2 separate regions of the Homo sapiens genome follow, and region 1 is linked to region 2. A link is an interaction called in ENCODE POLR2A ChIA-PET data of the cell type or tissue named here. Cell type or tissue: K562. All regions are shown on one strand. Each heading gives the region's core, and the rest is flanking DNA. Links, peaks and the distances in the headings are about the cores only.

The links. ChIA-PET counts read pairs that join two places held together with the same protein. Peaks named below come from ENCODE experiments on the same cell type or tissue, not always from the same donor. Only the 100,000 strongest peaks of a DNase experiment are listed, where the experiment ranks them.
Region 1: POLR2A ChIA-PET joins it to region 2 with 5 read pairs; 11 of 35 experiments call an interaction of 5 or more read pairs at or near these places.

Annotation. Positions count from the first base shown.
Region 1 is chr7:148,982,831-148,994,166 of GRCh38, forward strand. It overlaps GHET1 (gastric carcinoma proliferation enhancing transcript 1), which reads left to right and starts at 4,697. Exons shown (of 1, transcript NR_130107.1): 1 at 4,697-6,599. It also overlaps RNY3 and RNY1. RefSeq lists silencers at 528-627, 4,344-4,413 and enhancers at 4,556-5,056, 4,624-4,673, 4,994-5,043. In K562, for the core only: a CTCF peak has its summit at 3,457; DNase peaks (open chromatin) are centred at 2,781, 3,421, 4,411, 4,691 and 1 weaker place; H3K4me3 peaks cover 2,789 bases.
Region 2 is chr7:149,129,459-149,140,794 of GRCh38, forward strand. It overlaps a transcript of ZNF398 not described here. Among named protein-coding and RNA genes, the nearest start is that of ZNF425, 8.8 kb to the left of the region's middle. In K562, for the core only: no CTCF peak of the experiment used is centred there; no DNase peak of the experiment used is centred there.

The sequences.
Region 1 (11,336 bases), core at 2,577-6,576, 150 kb before region 2:
CTCTGTGCGCCTCATTCCTCCACGGCGTCACTTTTTAAAAAGATAATTGCTAATTATGTATTTTAAAATGTTAGCTTCCACGGACCGAATGTTTCCCTTTCTGTTTAGAGTGGGGTTCCTAACCTCCTTCCAGAATAGCTCAAGGTCCCCAGTGCAGCCGCTTTGAAACAAAACCACTTGGTAACAGGAGCGCAGGACTATGGCGAAACCGCCAGGAAAGCTTCCTAAAGAGCTCAAACAAAACAAAACAAACCTTGGAAAGCTCAAGAAAAGCATCGTGGGTGACACCAGAATCTGGGACTTCATTCATTCATACATTCATTCATTCATTTTTAAAGAGGGTCGTTGGGAAGGAAAAGGGGAGGGGACGCCGGGCTGCAGGGCTCCTCGCAGGACACACGCTCCCCCTCCACGGGGAACCGGGGGTGGGGGCGCGGGCGTGGGGGGCCGCGCCAGCCCTGCGTGGGGTCCGGGACCACCGAACCGCGGGGACCCCTGATCCCGGGGGGGCCACTGAATTCCAAGGGGCCCCCGCCCGCCCGGCCCCACCCCCGCGGCGGGTTGCCTCTTCCTTCTTAAGAGGACGTCCCCTCCCGCTCTAGACGTCCTGGCCCTGTGAGACTGAGGCCCCGCCGGGGGCACCGTGGGAGTCTTTGATGGATGTGGCTGATGCAGGGTTTCCATGCAAATCACCCACAATGCTTTGAGCAGGGTTGCCCGAGCTCCTTTAATGTCACTGAAGAGAGAAGGACCTTTTTCTTACAAAGTCTATGTGTTTAACAGTTTTATTTTTTAAACATTTGCTTTCTATTTGGGGTGTATTTATACTCTTCCTTTTTTTTAGCTCCTGTGAATAGTCACCGTAACTATGGTAGAGATGGAACTTTCGAGGCTTATATAAGTAGCAGCGTGCCTTTGTGTTTCGGCTGGTCCGAGTGCAGTGGTGTTTACAACTAATTGATCACAACCAGTTACAGATTTCTTTGTTCCTTCTCCACTCCCACTGCTTCACTTGACTAGCCTTTTGCTGTGGTTTTGGGGTGGGAAAGCATTTTCTGTTCCCCAATACAGAACAGCCAAGATCCTGCCTGAAGGTTTTTCTTAAGCACACCACTACTTGCCAGTGAAGATGACTAGTGGACAGAGCACATTAAGTGTTTTTAGGAGCCTGGCATGCTCCGTGTTGAAAAGGGAGGTCCCCTCGTCTCTGAATTGTACCTTGAGAATAAGGAGAACCATAGGTTTAGGTGACCTAAGGAATGAACCATGTCTCACGCACCTCCTTATCCACGGTGTCAGGCATGAAGAAGAGGGATCCAGGAGAGGGCAAAGGTCCGCAGAGTGCAGTGGTAAGAGAGCAAGCTTTTCAAATTGCAAAGTAATGTACATAGCATGATTCTATTTCACACTGAAAAGTAAAACACTTTGCACATCTGTGCTTAAGCTTGTCTGTGTTAATACAGTATTAGCAAGATCAAAGATGAAGAAAATCCCAAGCTGTTAACCTAGAAATGATGCAGACACGAAGCTTTCCTCTTTACTGTGTGGTGGGGAAACTGCTCACCTCGGACACGATGGTTCATGGTATTATCTCTAAACCTGGATCCACCAAGCTTTGCTTTTCTTGTAAAACATAAAGATTTTGGTATTGGAAAATATCCCCTTTCTCTTCGCAAATGCCGCGCTTTTGCAAATCAAAATTATTTTGGCTTCAAACTACTGTCTGTGCAATGACAGTAGGATATAGTGTGCAATATTTGGGACATACTTATGCTAAAAATCTATTTACACTATTGTTCAAATTTGACCAGGCATCCTGTATTTTATCTGACAATCCTATCTTATTCAAATACGTCTTAGGAAAGAACTAATGCCAAACTCTTTTCTTCCTCAAGTTATCATATTACTCTGAGCTGGCCTTATAGTTGCACTGGGCATTCATTATTGCTTTGCAGATATTATCTGGTTAGGAAGTTTCTGGAGATAGGATACATATGTCATCAAGACTGATAGAATTGTGCAGTCTCATATCTGTGGAATGAAATCAACCTAAAGTCAGAGAAATTGACTCTGCTCTCGTGTTAGTTTCGTAGTGTCCATATTAACAGTTATTCCACCATCAACTACATACTTTTTTCTCTCTCTCTCCCTCCCTCCTAACTATCCATCCATCTATCTTTTAGTTTTTAGCAATGTTTCCACTGACTGGAATAGTACAGCAATTGGTTTCATGGCTTTGTTGACATTGTTTGATTGCTGGTTTTTCTTTGCGGGGTAGCAGAGAGAATACTTTTGGGGAAGAAAGGTTATTCTGGCTCTGCAAGCAATGAACTCAGTGGCTGACTCTCGGCTGCTTATGTGATCTCTCTCAGAACCTCAGTTTCTTCATTTGTAAAATGATAATGTCTGTCATACTAATTTAACTGGACTGCAAAGAATATTAAATGAAATAGGTCATATGAAAATACCCTGTACCTTATAAAACACAATACAAATGTATTCCTTTGCAAATATCAAATGGTGACTATGGCCAATAGACTGTTACTCTCTTGCAATATCATTTAATTGCCATTATTCCTGAGATACAGTGACAGTCCTGTGTTCATAGCTGGTACGTGATCATAGCAACATCAGTTGGCTTGAACAATCACTGTAATTAAGGCATATCTATTATTGAAGAAGCAGCAAGCTAGCTGTACGGGAAAAGCCTCGGGACTTAGATTGAGGAGACCCTTAAGTCTTGACTTCCTGATTCAGTTACCTCTCACCAGGTTCCCCCTCAACACCTGAGAATTACAATTCAAGGCCGGGTGTGGTGGTTTTTGCCTGTATTCCCAGCACTTTGGAGCCCGAGGTTGGCGGACCACCTGAGGTCGGGAGTTCGAGACCAGCCTGACCAACATGGAGGAACCCCGTCTCCACTAAAATACAAAAAATTAGCTGGGCGTGGTGGCACATGCCTGTAATCCCAGCTACTCGGGAGGCTGAGGCAGGAGAATCGCTTGAACCTGGGAAGCGGAGGTTGCAGTGAGCCGAGATCGCGCCATTGTGCTCCAGCCTGGGGAACAAGAGCGAAACTCCGTCTCAGAAAGAAAAAAAAAAAACAAAAAACCCCACAGGGAAGCTCTTGGGAAACCCACATGTGCCCTCAAGGTGCCTTGGGTTACTTTCACCTATAAGAAAAATTTAAATATTCTTTTGTTGTATACACATTTGTGGCAGTCACACTGTACTGCAACACCACCACAATCTCATCAAACAACACTTTGCCTCGAGGCTGTTAGGAATGTATACTTCCATGTAGCGAAGAGGGAAGGAAGATCAGTGTAATGACCCTTTGTTTCTGATGAGGAGGCAGCTGCGTGGCTTTCTAAAGGCTACATAAGAACCTAAGGGCTGAACCAGGATTAGAAAGTGGCTCTGGTGCCTCACGTGGTGAGCATCCCGCAATGTACTCTGCCCTCTTCCGCCTTCTCTATTTTCAAACTCTTGGACTTGGTTTGTCTTCCTCCAAAATACTTTCTCTCTGAAAATGTTCACATCTCTTAGCTTCAAAACTTAACTGGATTGTCGACTTTGAAATGCCTCTTAATTTTGTCCATTGAGTGTTGTATCATCAAATACCAGTCCTTAATCCTACTGATATTAAAACATTAAAAAAATCCTGGCCGTGCGCGGTGGCTCACGCCTGTAATCCCAGCACTTTGGGAGGTTGAGGCAGGAGGATCACTTGAGGTTAGGAGTTCAAGACCAGCCTGGCCAACATGGCGAAACTTCGGTCTTTACAAAAATAGAAAAATTAGCCAGGCGTGGTGGCGCGCGCCTATAGTCCCAGCTACTCAGGAGGCTAAGGCAAGATAATCGCTTGGACCCACGAGGCGGAGGTTGCAGTGAGCCGAGATCACACCACTGCACTCCAGCCTGGGTGACAGAGACTCCAGCCTGTCTCAAAAAAAAAAAAAAAAAAAAAAAAAAAGAAAGAAAAGAAAAGAAAAAGTACAAGAAAAAGAAAAACCCCTATTCACCCTCATCCCATTTCCTGTCTTTGATCTCTTAGGACATACTATACCATCTTTACCAATAATTGGTCCGTAGTATCTATTACTATTTATTTGATTTTTGTTTTCTTTTTCCTTCTTGTCTGTGATGGGTTTTCCCAAATTTACTGTTTGTTTCTGGAAGAAAAGAATAGTACTTCGTTTTCCCCCTGTATTCCATGCTTTATTTAATGATGCTGACTTTCAACATTTTAAAATTGAGATGAAAACAAGAAACGAGGGATGCCAGGAGAGTGGAAACTCTCGTAAAAGACTAGTCAAGTGCAGTAGTGAGAAGGGGGGAAAGAGTAGAACAAGGAGTTCGATCTGTAACTGACTGTGAACAATCAATTGAGATAACTCACTACCTTCGGACCAGCCAATAAGTCCTCCTACTGTTTGAACTATTTAAAGCCCCCAAATTTGTTCATTTTCCCCTTACAGTGATATTCTGGTTTCAGTTTACTGATGACTATATTTACAATATTAATGATATATATATACTCTAAGAATTCCCTGGCACATCTATTTATCAATAGCTGGAAAAACGTACTGAATAACAAGAATCAGACGTGTTGCTAAGCATCCTGGGAAAGAGATATGCAAAATTAGCATTTCGTCATCAGGGCGTCTTTCCCCCGGTTTGTCTTGAGTGGCTCAGCCACCGCAAGGTACCAGAGAGCCGCCCAATCTGCGCTGGCCTCCTTTATCTGTTTGCTGTGTGACCCTCCGGACAGCTCTGTGGGACCTGGAGGAAACTGTGAGCCCTACAGATAAAGTCTGTGCTTCCAGCGTCGGTAAATCCCAGCAAGCGCCACTACCTGGAGGCTGACACTTTCCCATCTTGGCAGTCAGCTCCCTACAGAGGTGCTTCTCCCACTGCCCAAGATCCCTGCCTCCTCCTTAAACCCCAACTGATAGAACAGAAACCACCACCTAAGGAACGTGAAGGGGAAGCATCTGAAACACCAGAAGATCTTGGATTGTTCCTGAGGACTTCAGAATCTACAGGGACAAAAGGCAGAAGCAGGAAGTCCGAAGTAAAGATGACTAAGAAAAGGCGGGTGGAAAAGATTTCTGTGAAAGTGTCAGAGGCAAAGCTCTGAAAGACCTGAAACTCATGCCGAAAGCAAAGAACAGCAAAAAGACAGTAGGGATGTGTCTGGAGCAACAAGGATCGGGCTGTTCCTGGGGCAGCCGAATTCACAGCTCTGTTTTACTCCTAATGGAGGATCTTCCTGCTGCAGCGGCGAGTAGACCTTACTGTAAAGGTGCAGGCAAGGGGAGGGGAAGGGCAGGCAGCTGCCCATTGGAGTTCACATCTCCAAGCCTGAGAAAATGTGTTCCTGGATGCCCCAAGCCAATGGAAAAGCAGAATCATTGACTATGTTTGACTCCTTCTGGTACCTAGCACAGTATCTGGGACACAGCAGGTGCTATGTAAATGTGTTGAGTGAATGAATGAATGAATGCCATTGAGGAGAATGAATAACCCCAGAAAACTAGACATGGGTAGATGTTGTCCTAATTTCAAAAGAGGGGAAAATGAGAGTGAGAGTTTCATAAATGACAATCTCTAAACGATGTTGCTCTCTAGCAAAATTCTAGAATGGATTATTTTAAGAACAAAGCAGGTAAACATTGGCAGCCAACTTGAAATTAATAAGAAAAAGGTGTGCGCCAGAATAGTTTTATTTCCTTTTGTTTTTCATTGTACAGCTTGATTTGACTAAGTTGTTTATACCTTTCACTCTGCCTTTGCATGCACTGGGGGTGATCTAGTCTACTATGTGGACTGGAAGTCCACCCAGTGGCCAGGCTCAGAGGCAGGGAAGGGGGGTTGGTGCCATTCTGGGAGAGGAGGTTTCTGGGGCTGTTTCTCAGCCAGATCCTGTCTCATCTGTTTCCAACAACCCCACAAATGAAGACACTGAAGCTGACTAATCAAATTGACTGATGCCCCAATAGGTGTCATGATATGCAGTGAGAATCCGGCAGGCATTAGAGATGAACAGCACGGGCTGCAGCCACATTATCTCAGCTTGAGTCCTAGTTTTCACCAGCTACTAGCTAGCTATCTCTGGTCAAGTCACTTACCTTGCTTGAGCCTCAGTTTCTCCATCTAGAAAATGGTCATAATCGAAGTATCTATCTTATAGGGTGTTGGGAAGATTAACTGAGAAGCCACATAGAGTTTACTGGCACATTAAAAAAAGAAACTATAAGAATGTTAGCTGTCCTTTTGCACGGCAAAAGGAACAGTAAGCAGAGTAAACAGACAACCCACAGAGTGGGAGAAAATCTTCCCAATCTATACATCCGACAAAGGACTAACATCCAGAATCTACGAGGAACTCAAATTAGCAAGAAAAAAACAATCCCATCAAAAACTGGCCTAAGGACATGAATAGACAATTCTCAAAAGAAGATATACAAATGGCCAACAAACATATGAAAAAGTGCTCAATATCACTAATGATCAGGGAAATGCAAATCAAAACCACAATGCAATACCACATTACTCCTGCAAGAATGGCCATAATAAAAAAAAAATCAAAAAAATAATAGATGTTGGTGTTGATATGGTGAAAAGCGAACACTTCTACACTGCTGGTGGGAATGTAAAGTAGTACAACCACTATGGAAAACAGTGTGGAGATTCCTTAAAGAACTAAAAGTAGATCTACCATTTGATCCAGCAATCCCACTACTGGATATCTACCCAGAGGGGAAAAAAAAAGTCATTATATGAAAAAGATGCTTGCACATGCATGTTTGTAGCAGCACAATTCGCAATTGCAAAAATATGGAACCAGCCCAAATGCCCATCAACCAACAAATGGATAGAGAAACTGTGGCATAGGGCTGGGCGCCGTGGCTCACGCCTGTAATCCCAGCACTTTGGGAGGCTGAGGCAGGCGGATCACGAGGTCAAGAGTTTGAGACCATCCTGGCCAACATGGTCAAAGCCTGTCTCTACTAAAAATACAAAAATTAGCCGAGTGTGGTGGCGTGCACCTGTAGTCTCAGCTACTTAAGAGGCTGAGGCAGGAGAATCGCTTGAACCTGGGAGGCGAAGGTTGCAGTGAGCCAAGATCACACCACTGTACTCCAGCCTGGCAACAGAGCAAGACTCTGTCTCAAAAAAAAAAAAAAAAAAAAAAAAAAAAAAAAAAAAAAAAGAAAGAAAAAAAAGAAAAAAGAAACTGTGGCATATATATACAATGGAATACTACTCAGCCATAAAAAGGAGTGAATTAATGGCATTTGCCGCAACCTGGATGAGATTGGAGACTATTATTCTAAGTGAAGTAACTCAGGAATGGAAAACCAAACATTGTATGTTCTCACTTATAGTGGGAAATAAGCTCTGAGGATGCCAAGGCATAAAAATGATACAATGGACTTTGGGACTTTGTGGGGGAAAGGGTAGGAAGGGGATGAGGATTAAAAGGCTAAAAATTGATTTCAGTGTATATTGCTCTGGTGATGGGTGCACACCGAAATCTCACAAATCACCACTAAAGAACATACTCATGGCCGGGCGCAGTAGCTCACGCCTGTAGTCTCAGCACTTTGGGAGGCCGAGGCAGGCGGATCACGAGGTCAGGAGATCGAGACCATCCTGGCTAACATGGCAAAACCCCGTCTCTACTAAAAATACAAAAAAAAAATTAGCCGGGCATGGCGGTGGGTGCCTGTAGTCCCAGCTTCCTCTCATGCTATGTAGATGTCACACCTGGTCCAACCCATCTTTGGGTCCCTGGTAAATCAGACACCGCCTCCTCAAGCCTGCCTATAAAATCCGGTGCACTCCACTGAGGTCTGGAGGTCCCATTTGGGTGCACCTCTCTCTCGAAAGAGACAAAGCTGTTCTCTGGGCCGGGTGGGGTGGCTCACACCTGTATTCCCAGTGCTTTGGGAGGCCGAGGTGTGCAGATCACATGAGGTCGGGAGTTTGAGACCAGCCGGACAAACATGGAGAAACCCCGCCTCTACTAAAAATACAAAATTAGCCGGGCATAGTGGCACATGCCTGTAGTCCCAGCTACTCGGGAGGCTGAGGCAGAAGAATGATGTGAACCTGGGAGGCGGAGCTTGCAGTGAGCCAACATCGCACCACTGCGCTCCAGCCTGGGCGACAGAGCAAGACTCTGTCTCAAAAAAAAAAAAAAAAAAAAAAAAAAAAAAAAGAACTTACTCATGTAACCAAATACCACCTGTTCCCCCAAAATCTATGGAAATAGAAGCTTTTAAAAAATTAAAGGCTGGGTACGGTGGCTCACGCCTGTAATCCCTGCACTTTGGGAGGCCAAGGCGGGCAGATCACCTAGGGCAGGAGTTCAAGACCAGCCTGGCCAACATGGCAAAACTGTCTCTACTAAAAATACTAAAAGTAGCTGTGTGTGATGGTGCATGCCTGTAATCCCAGCTACTCGGGAGGCTGAGGTAGGAGAATTGCTTGAACCCGGGAGGCAGAGGATGCAGTGAGCCAACATCACGCCACTGCACTCCAGCCTGAGAGACAGAGAGAGCCTCCATTTCAAAAAAAAATTTTTTAAAAAAGAATGTTAGCTCTCAGGGTTCAGAATCATTTTTCCTGGCTGACTGGACACAAGCTAACAAGAAACAGACATAAACTAACAAGGTAACAGACATAAATTATCAGAGCTGAAGTTTCCCTTTTCAGTTAAAAAACAACAAATCTGACCAAGTACCAGATAAGAGAATCCCACACAGTAAAAATGCAAATACTTGTGTAGTTTCACAGAAGGCTGTCATTGTCCCTGAAGTCTGTTCTCACTGGGTGGAACCCAGGGCCCAGGGGTCAGTTTGGGGTCCCATATTTTAAAAAAGACGTCAACAAAGAAGAACTGCCCAGGGCAAGGTGAGCAAGATGGTGACACACACTTCCTCCAGGTGAGTGATTCTTGACTTTGCAAAAATGCTTTCAACTAACAGTTTGGTGGTTCCTCAAAAAGTTAAATACAGAACTACCATATGACCCCAAATTTCCACTCCTAAGTATATACCCCAAGGGGCAGAAAACATGTCCACACACAAGTCTGAGCACAAATGTTCACAGCAGCACTATTCACAATAGCCAAAATGTGGAAACAACCCAAGTGTCCGCTGAAGCAAGAATGGATAAACGACGGGGGTACGCGTGTATAATGGAATGCTATCCATCCATTAAAAGGAAGGACGAGGCCGGGTGCGGTGGCTCACGCCTGTAATCCCAGCACTTTGGGAGGCCAAGGCAGGTGAATCACGAGGTCAGGAGATTGAGACCATCCTGGCTAAGACAGTGAAACCCTGTCTCTACTAAAAATACAAAAAATTAGCCAGGTGTGGTGGCGGGCACCGGTAGTCCCAGCTACTCGGGAGGCTGAGGCAGGAGAATGGCGTGAACCCAGGAGGCAGAGCTTGCAGTGAGCCGAGATCGCGCCACTGCACTCCAGCACTCCAGCCTGGGTAACAGAGCAAAACTCTGTCTCAAAAGAAAAAAAAAAAAAAAGGGAAGGATGTTCTGACACATCCTACATGGGTGAGCCTTGAAAACATTATTCTAAGTGAAAGAAGCCAGACATAAAAGGTCGCATATTGTAGGATTCCATTTATATGAAATGTTCAGAATAGGCAAATCCATAGAGACAGAATGAAGATTGGTGACTGCCAGGCGCTGGAGGGCATGACTGTTTAATGGCTACAGGATTTCCTTTGGGGCTATTAATGTTTTGGAACTAGTTTTGTACAACAGCGAGAATGTACTAAACGCCCCTGAACTGTACCCTTAAAAATGGTTAATTTTATGTTATGTGAATTCCACCCCAGTTTTTTGTTTTTGTTTCTTTGTTTTTGAGACGGAGTCTCGCCCTGTCGCCCAGGCTGGAGTGCAGTGGCGCGATCTCAGCTCACTGCAACCTCTGCCTCCTGGGTTCAAGTGATTCTCCTGCCTCAGCCTCCCGAGTAGCTGGGACTACAGGCATATGCCACTATGCCCAGCTAATTTTTTGTATTTTTAGTAGAGATGGGGTTTCACCATGTTGGTTAGGCTGGTCTCGAACTCCTGACCTCAAATGATCCATTTGCCTCAGCCTCCCAAAGTGCTGGGATTACAGGCATGAGCCACCATGCCTGGCCCCCACCCCAGTTCTTTAAAATGCTTTCAACTAATAGTATCCCATTTGATCTGGTCCTCTTGACGGTCTTGTGAAGTGAGTAGGACTGGTGATATTTTTTCTTGTTTTCCGTTTGAGAAAAATGAGGCTGGGAGGTTTGCCCAGTTAGTAAGCTAAGTGATGGCAGATGGGGTCTCAAGGAGTCTCTGATTCCAGGACCAGTGTGGTCTCCGCCATTCCCCTCTGCATCCCTTTCACCCCACTCCACTGGCGCAACACCTCCCCGGGCACAGTGGGGTCAGGGAGGGTGGTCCCATAGCCCTTGTGGTCAGCCCTGCAGAGGAGCCCGAAGGGGCTTTGGGGCCATCTGCTGAGGTTCATGCTGCCTTGACCCTTGGACTTGCTCTCCTGATCAACTGCAGCAGGCACGCAGTGCAGCACATGGAGCTGCTTCTTCCCAGGAGGCCAGGGCCAGGGCCACATCCACCGGCTGACCCAGGTAGGACTCGATGCAAAGGCTTGAGGCTGGTGTGGGTGATGTGGAGTTGCTTCTGAATGTTACCTTCAGTAGACAATGGAGGTAATGTTGAAAATCTTGGCCGGGTGCGGTGGCTCACACCTATAACCCCAGCACTTTGGGAGGCTGAGGCAGGCAGATCACCCGAGGTCAGTAGCTCGAGACCAGCCTGGCCAACATGGCAAAATCCCATCTCTACTAAAAATACAAAAATTACCCTGGCGTGGTGGCTTGCACCTTGGCATCGTGGGGCTGTGCCAGCGAGGCTCCTGGGGCACCCATGGAAAGGCGGTCTCACTCATAGGGTGTGGGGCATGGGACTGGCACCACTCTGACCCTCCCATGTGTGAGCTGCTCTTTGCCTCCTCGTCTGTTACTGCCCTGGATCAGAGAGAAATAAACAGGGGACAAAAACAAAAACAAAAACCTGCGGAAATGACACTTAAAATTGTACAAATACCAAAACCTGGAAGGAAGTCACGGCTTTTCCTTCTGCCCCATGTAAACATCCACCTGGAGAGTGAGCTGGAAATCGAGTGTCTCGCTGCTTGAGACCCTCCAGCCTTTATTTTTATTTTTATTTAAGTGCTAACTGACAGTAATCCAGCCTTTAAATTGTGAAAATAAAACTAACAATAGGCCGGGTGCAGTGGCTCATGC
Region 2 (11,336 bases), core at 3,209-7,208:
AACCTCCACCTCCCAGGTTCAAATGATTCTCCTGTTTCAGCCTCCCGAGTAGCTGGGACTACAGGTGCATCCCACCACACCCAGGTAATTTTTATATTTCTAGTAGACACAGGGTTTCACCATATTGGTCAGGCTGTTCTCCAACTCCTGACCTCAGGTGATCCACCCACCTCGGCCTCCCAAAGCGCTGGGATTACAGGCATGAGCCACTGCGCCTGGCCTACAACAGTTTTATTTTAATTGCTGATAGTATTCCATGTTATGATATACTGAAGAGTATTTATCCATTGAAGGATATTTGTATTTTTTCCGTTTTATTATTTTTTATACTTATTTGTTTATTTATTTATTTATTTTTTGAGATGGAGTTTTGCTCTTGTTGCCCAGTCTGGAGTGCAATGGAGTAATCTCAGCTCACCGCAACCTCCGCCTCCCAGGTTCAAGCGATTCTCCTGCCTCAGCCTCCCTAGTAACTGGGATTACAGGCATGTGCCACCACGCCTGGCTATTTTGTATTTTTGGTAGAGACGGGGTTTCTCCATGTTGGTCAGGCTGGTCTCGAACTCCCAACCTCAGGTGATCTGCCTGCCTCAGCCTCCCAAAGTACTGAGATTACAGGCATGAGCCACTGCACCCGGCCTATTTATTTATTTTTGAGATGGAGTCTCACTCTGTTGCCCAGGCTGGAGTGCAGTGGCATGATCTCGGCTCACTGCAACCTCCACCTCTGGGGTTCAAGCGACTCCCCCACCTCAGCCTCCTGAGTAGGTGGGATTACAGGTGCACACCACCCCACCTGGCTAATTTTTGTATTTTTAGTAGAGAAGGGGTTTCACCATGTTGGCCAGGCTGGTTTCAAACTCCTAACCTCAAGTGATCCGCCTGCCTTGGCCTCCCAAAGTGCTGGGATGACAGGAATGAGCAACTGTGCCCAGCCTTTTCCAAGTTTTGGAATTCTGAATAGAGCTGCTATAAACATTTGCATACAGGTTTTTGTGTGAAAATAAATTTTTATTTCTTTAAGGTAGATACCCAGGAGTGGGACTGCTGAGTCACGGTAAATATGTATATTTAATTTTACAAGGAACTAGCAAACCATTTTTAAGAGTGACTGTACTATTATGTGTTCCCCTTGTGAACGCATGAGAGTTCAGTTGGCCCACGTTCTTTATTTGGTATTTTTAGCATTTAAAAAAACCGTTAGACATTCTAATCAATGGTGGTGTTGCTGAAACACCAGGGGTTTGGTCTAGGTGCTGCTGTTTGTGGCTCAGAAAGCCAATCATGACAACAACAAGTGTTGCCAACGAAGAAGGCTTTAATTGGGTGTTACTGCTGAGGAGATGGGAGATGGGAGATGGGAGATCAGTCTCAAATCCATCTCCCTGACAGGCTAAAATGAGCGGCTTCTATTGCTGGGAGGAAATGTAACCATATGTGGAAAAACATGAATTGGTTAGGGGTAAGGAAGAGGGTTTGGTCAACAGGAAGCAGGTGGTGGGTTAGGCAATCATGATGGGTGAGGGGTCTGACTTTCATTGTCCAAATTCAGTGATCCTGTGAGTTTCAACTGGTTAATACTATCTGGGAGGCCTGATGGTTGCTTTCCTGAGAAAGGAACTCAGATAAGACAAATGTAACTGTCTCAAGTTTTAAGACTAAAAGGATCAGTTACTGTGTTTATTCAAAGAAACCATAAACATCAGTTCTATAGGGCAATTGGGTCTGTTTCAGTGTAGGGGTATCTCAATGTAGTTTTTATTTGGATTTCCCTAGTTGCTAATGATACAAAAAATTCTTATTACGTGCTAAATTGCCAACTTCTAGTTAAGTTTTTGTTCTTGCTCCTTGTCCATTTTTCAATTGCATTTTTCTCAGGTTGATAAATATGGACTTTTTATTAAGGAAAGATTTTACTATGGGCAATTCTTTTAACATATTAGAACAGGCTGGGTGTGGTGGCTCACACCTGTAATCCCAGCAATTTGGGAGGCAGAGGCTGATGGATCACGAGATCAGGAGATTGAGACAATCCTGGCCAATACGGTGAAACCCCATCTCTACTACAAATACAGAAATTAGCTGGGTGTGGTGGCGGACGCCTGTAGTCCCAGCTACTCGGGAGGCTGAGGCAGGAGAATTGCTTAAACCTTGGAGGCGTTGGTTGCAGTGAGCCAAGATCGGGCCACTGCACTCCAGCCTGGGCAACAAGAGTGAGACTCTGCCTCAAAAACAAAACAAAACAAACAAACAAAAAACATATGCAGAACAATGTAATAAGCCCCAGCCATAATCCAGCTTTGGAAACATTTAAAAATATATATTTTACTTAGCATTTCTATTGAATTTGAAGTAGCGGGGAGGGTTTCCTGTTTTAGCTTAGTCTATTATCCTAGTGGAAAATTCTTTGCTTTTGACACTTTTAAACAGTTTTAGACATTTTAAATATGTTCACACCTTCTTTGATAGCTACGCAGCATACCAATTTACCACAATTTATTCATCCAGTCCTCTACTAGACGTTTTGTTTATAGTCAAATTTTAGTTTATAGTCAAAAAGCATCAAGTATTGCTTTTGATGAATCTTACATTTGCAAATATATTTATAGAATACGTTCCTAGAAAAATATTGCTTGATCAAAAGGTCTACTTATTTATAATCGATACACTACTAAGTTGCTCAGAAGAGGTTATATCAATTTATTACTCCACCGACTTCCTTATATTCTCTCTCTCTTTTTTTTTTTTTTTTTTGAGACAGAGTCTTGCTCTGTCCCCCAGGCTGTAGTGCAATGCTGTGATCTTGGCTCACTGCAACCTCCACCTCCCAGGTTCAACTGATTCTCCTGCCTCAGCCTCCCGAGTAGCTGAGATTACAGGCATGTGCCACCACGCCCTGCTAATTTTGTATTTTTAGTAGATATGGGGTTTCTCCATGTTTGTCAGGCTGGTCTCGAACTCCTGACCTCATGTGATCTGCCCACTTCAGCCTCCCAAAGCGCTGGGAATACAGGCATTAGCCACCCCGCCCGGCCTAGAGAACAGCTTTCTCTCTTTCGAGAGAGAGAGGCACCCGTATGGGACCTCTAGACCTCAGTGGAGTGCACCGGATTTTATAGGCAGGCTTGAGGAGGCGGTGTCTGATTTACCAGGGGCCCAGAGATGGGTTGGACCAGGTGGGACGTCTACATAGCATGAGAGGAAGCTGGCCACCCACCCTAATCTACTTAATGCAAATGAGCTTTCCACTGGGCCAGTGCCATGTTGTGTGCTCCCTACTGCACAAGTGGTTGGAAAGAAAAACAGAAGATGGAAAGAAAAACAGAAGATGGAGCCGCCATTTTAAACACACCTAGTCTCTGGTAGCCTTTTCTGATTGACACAACTGCCAGCATTCACCTGTGCAAGCTTCCGCTTGCTTGTGTATGTCTGCAGCTCATTTTTACAGGCTCCTTGTTAGAAAGTAAAATGATTTTGGGGCTGCTTTTTATTAAAAGGAAAGCTTTACCGATGACTTCCTTACCCTCACTATCTGCCTAAATAATTTCTTTTTAACTCCTATATCAGCGGTGAGGACAACCAGAGGTCACTCTGATTGCCATCTTGGTTTTGGTAGGTTTTAGGCTGGCTTCTTTAGTGCAACCTGTTTTATCAGTAAGGCTTTTTTTTTTTTTCTTGATAGAGTTTCACCCTGTAGCCCAGGGTGGAGTGCAGTGGCACAATCTTGGATCACTGCAACTTCCGCCTCATTGGTTCAGGCGATTCTCCTGCCTTAGCCTTCCAAGTAGCTGGGATTATAGGCTTGCCACCACACCCAGATAACTTTTGTATTTTTAGTAGAGATAGGGTTTCACCATGTTGGCTAGGCTGGTCTGGAACTCCAGGGCTCAAGTGATCTGCCCACCCCAGCCTCCCAAAGTGCTGGGATTATAGGCATGAGCCACTGTGCCAGGCCATCAGCATGGTCTTTATGACCTGTATGTTGTGCTGACTTCCTATCTCTTCCTGTGATTTAGAATGCCTTAACCATCTGGGAATGCAGCCCAGCCTCATTTTACCCAGCCCCTATTCAAGATGAAGTTGCTACAGTTCAAAGGCTTTTGACAAAGTGATCTGCCTGCCCCAGCTTCCCAAAGTTCTGGGATTACAGGGGTGAGCCACTGCACCTGGCTTTTGGTTATTTTTGTGTTTTTTAAATATATATATATATATATATATATACATATATATGTGTGTATATATATATACACACATATATATGTATATATATATTTGTTTTTTGTGACCTTCAGATTTTTTTTTTTTGTTTTTTTGAGACGGAGTTTTGCCCTTGTGCAAGCTGGAGTACAATGGTATGATCTCGGCTCACCGCAACCTCTGCCTCCTGCGTTCAAGCGATTCTCCTGCCTCAGCCTCCCGAGTAGCTGGGATTACAGGCATGCGCCACTGTGCCCGGCTAATTTTGTATTTTTAGTAGAGACGGAGTTTCTCCATGTTGGTCAGGCTGATCTCGAACTCCTGACCTCAGGTGATCTGCCCGCCTTGGCTTCCCAAAGTGCTGGGATTACAGGCATGAGCCACCGTGCTTGGCCATGCTGTTTTTGTCTTTTTTTTTTTTTTTTTGAGACGGAGTTTCGCTCTTGTTGCCCAGGGTGGAGTGCAATGGTGTGATCTCGGCTCACTGCAACCTCTGCCTCCCAGGTTCAAGCAATTCTCCTGCCTCAGCCTCCCAAGTAGCTGGGATTACAGGCACCCGCCACCACGCCCAGCTAATTTTTTTGTTTTTTTGTTTTTTTTGGATTTTTAGTAGAGACGGGGTTTCACCATGTTGGCCAGGCTGGTCTTGAACTCCTGATGTCAGGTAATCCAACCCCCCTCCCCACCGGCCTCCCAAAGTGCTAGGATTACAGGTGTGAGCCACCACGCTCAGCCCGTTTTTGTCTTTTTGATATGAGATCTCATTCTGTTGCCCAGGCTGGAGTGCAGTGGTGTGATAATAGCTCACTGCAGCCTCCACCCTCTGGGCTCAAGATGCTCCCACCTCAGCCTTTCAAAGTTTGGGGACTACAGATGTGAGCCACAGCATCCCATCCATTATATTCTTAATGATCTCTCTGTACAACTTAAAGTTTATTTTTTCAACTCTGAGTACTTTTAAAGATATATTAACTAGACATTAGATAATAGGTAAAAGAGTAACACCTAATCATTTATTATTTGTTTAGAGATGGAGTCTCACTCTGTTGCCCAGGCTGTTTTTTTTCCTTCAGCACTTTTATTTTTATGTTTTTGGACAGAGTCTGGCTCTGTCGCCCAGGCGGGAATGCAGTGGCGCAATCTTGGCTCACCGCAACCTCTGCCTCCCTGGTTCAAGCAATTCTCATGCCTCAGCCTCCCAAGCAGCTGGGACTACAGGCACACACCACCACGCCCAGCTAATTTTTGTATTTTTAGTAGAGAAGGGGTTTCATCATGTTGGCCAGGCTGGTCTGGAATCCCTGGGCTCAGGTGACCTGCCCAGCTCGGCCTCCCAAAATGCTGGGATTACCACCTGACCTCATTTATTATGTTAAAGACTGTTAGAGATAATGCTGATTGCAATAACCACATTAACAAAGCCTAGTTGAAGAAGGCAGGCATTTGAAAGTGGTTTATTTTCTTATTCAGTTTTGACAGTTCTTAATTTATTCTGAATGTAAGTCCTTTGTTGGATATATGATTAGTAAATATTTTATCCTGGCCAACACGGTGAAACCCCGTCTCTACTAAAAATACCAAAAAAATAGCCGGGCGTCGTGGCAGGTGCCCGTAGTCCCAGCTACTTAGTAGGCTGAGGCAGGAGAATGGCATGAACCTGGGAGGTGGAGCTTGCAGTGTGCCGAGATCGCGCCACTGCACTCCAGCCTGGGTGACAGAGCAAGACTCTGTCTCAAAAAAAAAAAAAAAAAAAAAAGAAAGAAAGAAAAAAAGAAAGCTTTAATTTTAAGTGGGAGCTAAGCTATGAGGACGCAAAGTCATAAGAATGATATAGTGGACTATGGGGACTTGGGAAGACTGGGAGCAGGGGTGAGGGATAGAAGACTACACACTGGATGCTGCTGCGTACACTGCTTGAGTGATGGATGCACCAAATCCCAGATATCACACCTGGAGAACTTATCCATGTCGCTAAACACTACCTGTTCCCCAAAAACTATTAGAATAATAATAATAGTCCGGGTGCGGTAGCTCACACCTGTAATCCCAGCACTTTGGGAGGCTGAAGCAGACAGATCACTTGAGGTAAGCAATAGTTGAAGATCAGCCTGGCCAACATGGTGAATCCCAGTCTCCACTAAAAATTCAAAAATTAGCTGGGCATGGTGGTGCGCGCCTGTAGTCCCAGCTACTCAAGAGGCTGAGCATGAGAATCACTTGACCCCAGGAGGCGGACGTTGCAGTGAGCCAAGATCATGCCATTGCACTCCAGCCTGGGAGACGGAGACTACGTCTCCAAAAACTAATAACAATAATAATAATAATAAAGCTTTAATTTTGATTAAGTCCAATTTGTACTTTGTTGCTTTTTGTGGATTGGGGTTTTGGTATCATGTGTAAGAACTCTGCCTAATTCAAGGTCATAAATATTTGGTTTTGTTCTAGAAATTTCCTAGTTTTATGTTTTAAATTTATTTATTTATTTATTTATATGTTTATTTATATTCCCCTATTTAAAGCTTTTAATTTAAAAGTAAAATTTAATGTCAAAAATGCAAACTTGGGGAGGGCGTAAAAATCACACTCAAGGCTGCCACCTCACACTTAGAGGGTTGCAGAGCGGCCAGGCAGAGGCGCTCCTCACTTCCCAGACTGTGGGGCGGCCGAGCAGAGGCACTCCTCACTTTTTAGACAGTGCAGCTGCCAGGCAGAGGTGCGCCTCACTTCCCAGACGGGTTGGCGGCCGGGCAGAGGTGCTCCTCACTTCCCAGTTTAAATTTATATCTGTTATCTGTTTTTATTTACTTTGTGTAAAAAGTGTAAGAGTTGGGTTCAGGTTCATTTTTTTGCATATGAAAGTCCAATAGTTGAGACACAATTTGTTGAAAAACTTTTTCTATCTTCATTTAAGTGCTTTTTTTTTCTTTTTTGAGATGGAGTCTTACACTGTCACCCAGGTTGGAGTGCAGTGGCATGATCTAGGCTTACTGCAACCTCTGCCTCCTGGGTTCAAGGGATTCTCCTGTCTCAGCCTCCCATGTAGCTGGGATTACAGGCGCCCGCCACCACACCCAGCTAATTTTTTAATATTTTTAGTAGAGACAGGATTTCACTGTGTTGGCCAGGCTGGTCTCGATCTCCTGACCTCGTGATCCACCTGCCTTGGCCTCCCAAAATGCTGCGATTACAGGCGTGAGCCACCGCGCTGGGCCTTTTTTTTTTTTTTTTGAGACCGAGTTTTGCTCTTGTGGCCCAGGATGGAGTGCAATGGCATGGTCTGGGCTCACCACAACCTTCACTTTCTGGGTTCAAGTGATTCTCTTGCCTCAGCCTCCCAAGTAGCTGGGATTACAGGCACCCACCAGCATGCCTGGCTAATTTTTGTATTTTTAGCAGAGACGGGGTTTCACCATGTTAGCCAAGCTGGTCTTGAACTCCTGACCTCAGGTGATCCTCCCACCTCAGCCTCCCAAAGTGCTGGGATTACAGGTGTGAGCCACCATGCCCGGCCCATTGAATTGCTCTTACACCTCTGTAAAAAGTCAGTCGTCCAAATTTGTGTGGGTTTATTTTTAGATTCTTGTTTTATTGATCCATGTGTCTATCCCTTCCCCAATATGACATGCTCATGATTACTGTAGCTTTGGAGGAGTGTTGAGAGTAGACATCCTTGCCTTTCTCAATCTGAGGGGAAGCCATTTAGTCTCACTGTTGAGTATGACGTTAACTGCATACTTTTCTTTTAACACAGAGTCTTGCTCTTTCCTGCAGGCTGGAGTGCAGTGGCGTGATCTCGGCTCACTGCAACCTCTGCCTCCCTGGTTCAAGCAATTCTCCCGCCTCAGCCTCCTGAGTAGCTGGGATAACATGCGTGCACCACCATGTCCGGCTAATTTTTGTATTTTTAGTAGAGACGGGTTTTCACCATATTGGTCAGGCTGGTCTTGAACTCCTGACCTCGTGATCCACCTGCCTTGGCCTCCCAAACTGTTGGGATTACAGGCGTGAGCCACTGTGCCTGGCATGTAGATACTTTTTATCATGTTGTGCTAATTCCCTTTCATCCCTAGTTTTGTGAGAGTTTTTATTGTGAGTAAATGTGAATATTTGTTTTGTCAAATCATTTTTCTGCATTTATGGGCAAGCACAATCACTTACATGTATTTAGTTGTGAAAAACTGGAACCTAAACGTATAAATAAGTCGGAAGCATCCATAAGATGAAATATGTAGACATTAAATTTATGTTTTCGAAAAATATTTGGCTGGGCGCAGTGGCTCACGCCTGCAATCCCAGCACTTTGGAAGGCCGAGGCGGGCGGATCACCTGAGGTCGGGAGTTCAAGACCACCCTGACCAATATAGAGAAACCCCATCTCTACTAAAAATACAAAAAATTAGTTGCGCATGGTGGCGCACGCCTGTGATCCCAGCTACTCGGGAGGCTGAGGCAGGAGAATAGCTTGAACCCGGGAGGCAGAGGTTGTGATGAGCTGAGATCAGGCCATTGCACTCCAGCCTAGGCAATAAGAGCGAAACTCTGTCTCAAAAAAAAAAAGAAAAAAAAAAAGAAAAAAATTTAATGCTATGCAAGATATTCAAGTATATTAAATAACAAAGGCAGGTTTCAAAACAGTATTTATGGCTGGGTGCAGTGGCTCACGCCTGTAATTCCAGCACTTTGGGAGGCCGAGGTGGGTGGATCACCTGAGATCAGGAGTTCGAGACCAGCCTGGACAACATGGCGAAATACCATCTCTACTAAAAATACAAAAATTATCTGGGCGTGGTGGTGCACGCCTGTATCCAGCTACTCTCAGGAAGCTAAGGCAGGAGAATCGCTACAATCCAGGAGGCAGAGGTTGCAATGAGCCGAGATCGTGCCACTGCACTCCAGCCTGGGTGACACAGTGAAACTCCATCTCAAAAACAAAACAAAACAAATCAAAAAACAGTATTTACAGTTTCAACTGTATTAAGAAAATAAATAAATATTGTGTGTGTGTATACATATATATATTTATATAAAAGAAGCTCACAAAGATAAGAACCAAAATGCTTCGAGTGATTGTCTCTGGATTGTATGATTATATGTGGCCTTTGTCTTTATACAACCCTGTATATTTCAAATATTCTGCAAAGCACAGAAAAGTAATAATAAATGTGCTCACTGCAGCCTCAACCTCTGGGGTTCAATTGATCCTCTCATCTCAGCCTCCTGAGTAGCTGGGACTACAGGTGCATGCCACTATGCCCAGCTAATTTTTTTTTTTTTTGAGACGGAGTCTTGTTCTGTCACCAGGCTGGAGTACAGTGACGCATCTTGACTCACTGCAACCTCTGCCTCCCAGGTTCCAGCAATTCTCCTGCCTCAGCCTCCAGAGTAGCTGGGACTACAGGAGCACGCCACCACGCCCAGCTAATTTTGGATTTTTAGTAGAGACGGGGCTTCACCATGTTGACCAGATGGTCTTGATTTCTTGACCTCCTCGTGATCCGCCCACCTCGGCCTCCTAAAGTGCTGGGATTATAGGCACAAGCCACTGCGCCCAGCCAATTTTTTTTTTTTAAGTTTTAATTTTTTTTGTAAAGATGGGGTCTCACAATGTTGCTAAGCTGGTCTTAGACTCCTAGGCTCAAGTGATTCTCTCATCTGGGCCTCCTAAAGTGCTGGGATTATAGGCATAAACCAGTGTACCTGGTCTATTGTTACTGTGTGAATACCTACTTTTAAATTTAGGTATTCTAAATTCCAAATGTAACTTAAAGTATTAAATCTAATGATGTGCCGGGCGCGGTGGCTCACACCTGTAATCCCAGCACTTTGGGAGGCTGAGGCGGGCACATCATGACGTCAGGAGTTCGAGACCATCCTGGCCAACATGGTGAAACTCCGTCTCCACTAAAAATACAAAGATTAGCTGGGCGTAGTGGCACATGCCTGTAGTCCTAGCTACTTGGGAGGCTGTGGCAGGAAAATCACTTGAACCCGGGAGGCGGAGGTTGCAGTGAGCGAGATCAGCCACTGCACTCCAGCCTGGCAACAGATAAATAAATAAATAAAAATTTGGCCGGGCGTGGTGGCTCACGCCTGTAATCCCAGCACTTTGGGAGGCTGAGATGGAGGGATCACGAGGTCAGGAGATCGAGACCATCCTGGCTAACACGGTGAAACCCTGTCTCTACTAAAAATACAAAAAATTAGCCGGGCGTGGTGGCGGGCACCTGTGGTCCCAGCTCTACTCAGGAGGCTGAGACAGGAGAATGGCGTGAACCCAGGAGGCAGTGAGCCGAGATTGCGCCACTGCACTCCAGCCTGGGCAACAGAGCGAAATCCATCTCAAAGAAAAAAATAATAAAATAAAATAAAAATTTAAAAATAATAAAAGTAAAATCTGATGATGTGCTTTAATGTTCAAATCCTAGCAGTCAGTTGAAGTATATATGAATATATATTTAATACTGCAAAAGTAAAATGCTATAATAATTATTGAGGATTACGAAAGATGTTATTTTATGTAATAAACAGGAACTTTCAAATAGTTACATACATTGACAGTATATTTAGAGCGTGTTATCTAGATAACTTTAGAAAGAACATTATGTTCTTTTTGAGCCTACAGATGTTTATAAAAATATAATTCTACCATAGGGAAAGAGAATTAACATTAGACATAATAATTCTAGTTACTATGGAATTATTTTGCACAGTTGCATTCATAACAGTACATAAAATACTTTTTTTTTTGAGACAGAGTCTCGCTCTGTTCCTCAGGCTGGTGTGCAATGGCACCATCTCAGCTCACTGTAATCTCTGCCTTCCAGGTTCAAGCGATCCTCCTGCCTCAGCCCCCTAGTAGCTGGGATTACAGGCAAGTGCCACTATGCCCGGCTAACTTTTGTATTTTTAGTAGAGACGGGGTTTCATCATGTTGGCCAGGCTGGTCTCAAACTCCTGACCTCGGGTGATCCACCCGACTCGGCCTCCCAAAGTGTTGGGATTACAGGCGTGAGCCACCACGCCAGGCCCATAAAACACCCTTTAGAAACGAATGTTTAACAATTTTGTTCCATTCTGTCCTTTCAAAAAAAAAAAGATCCCTGGCTGTGCGTGGTAGCTCACACCAGGAATCCCAGCAC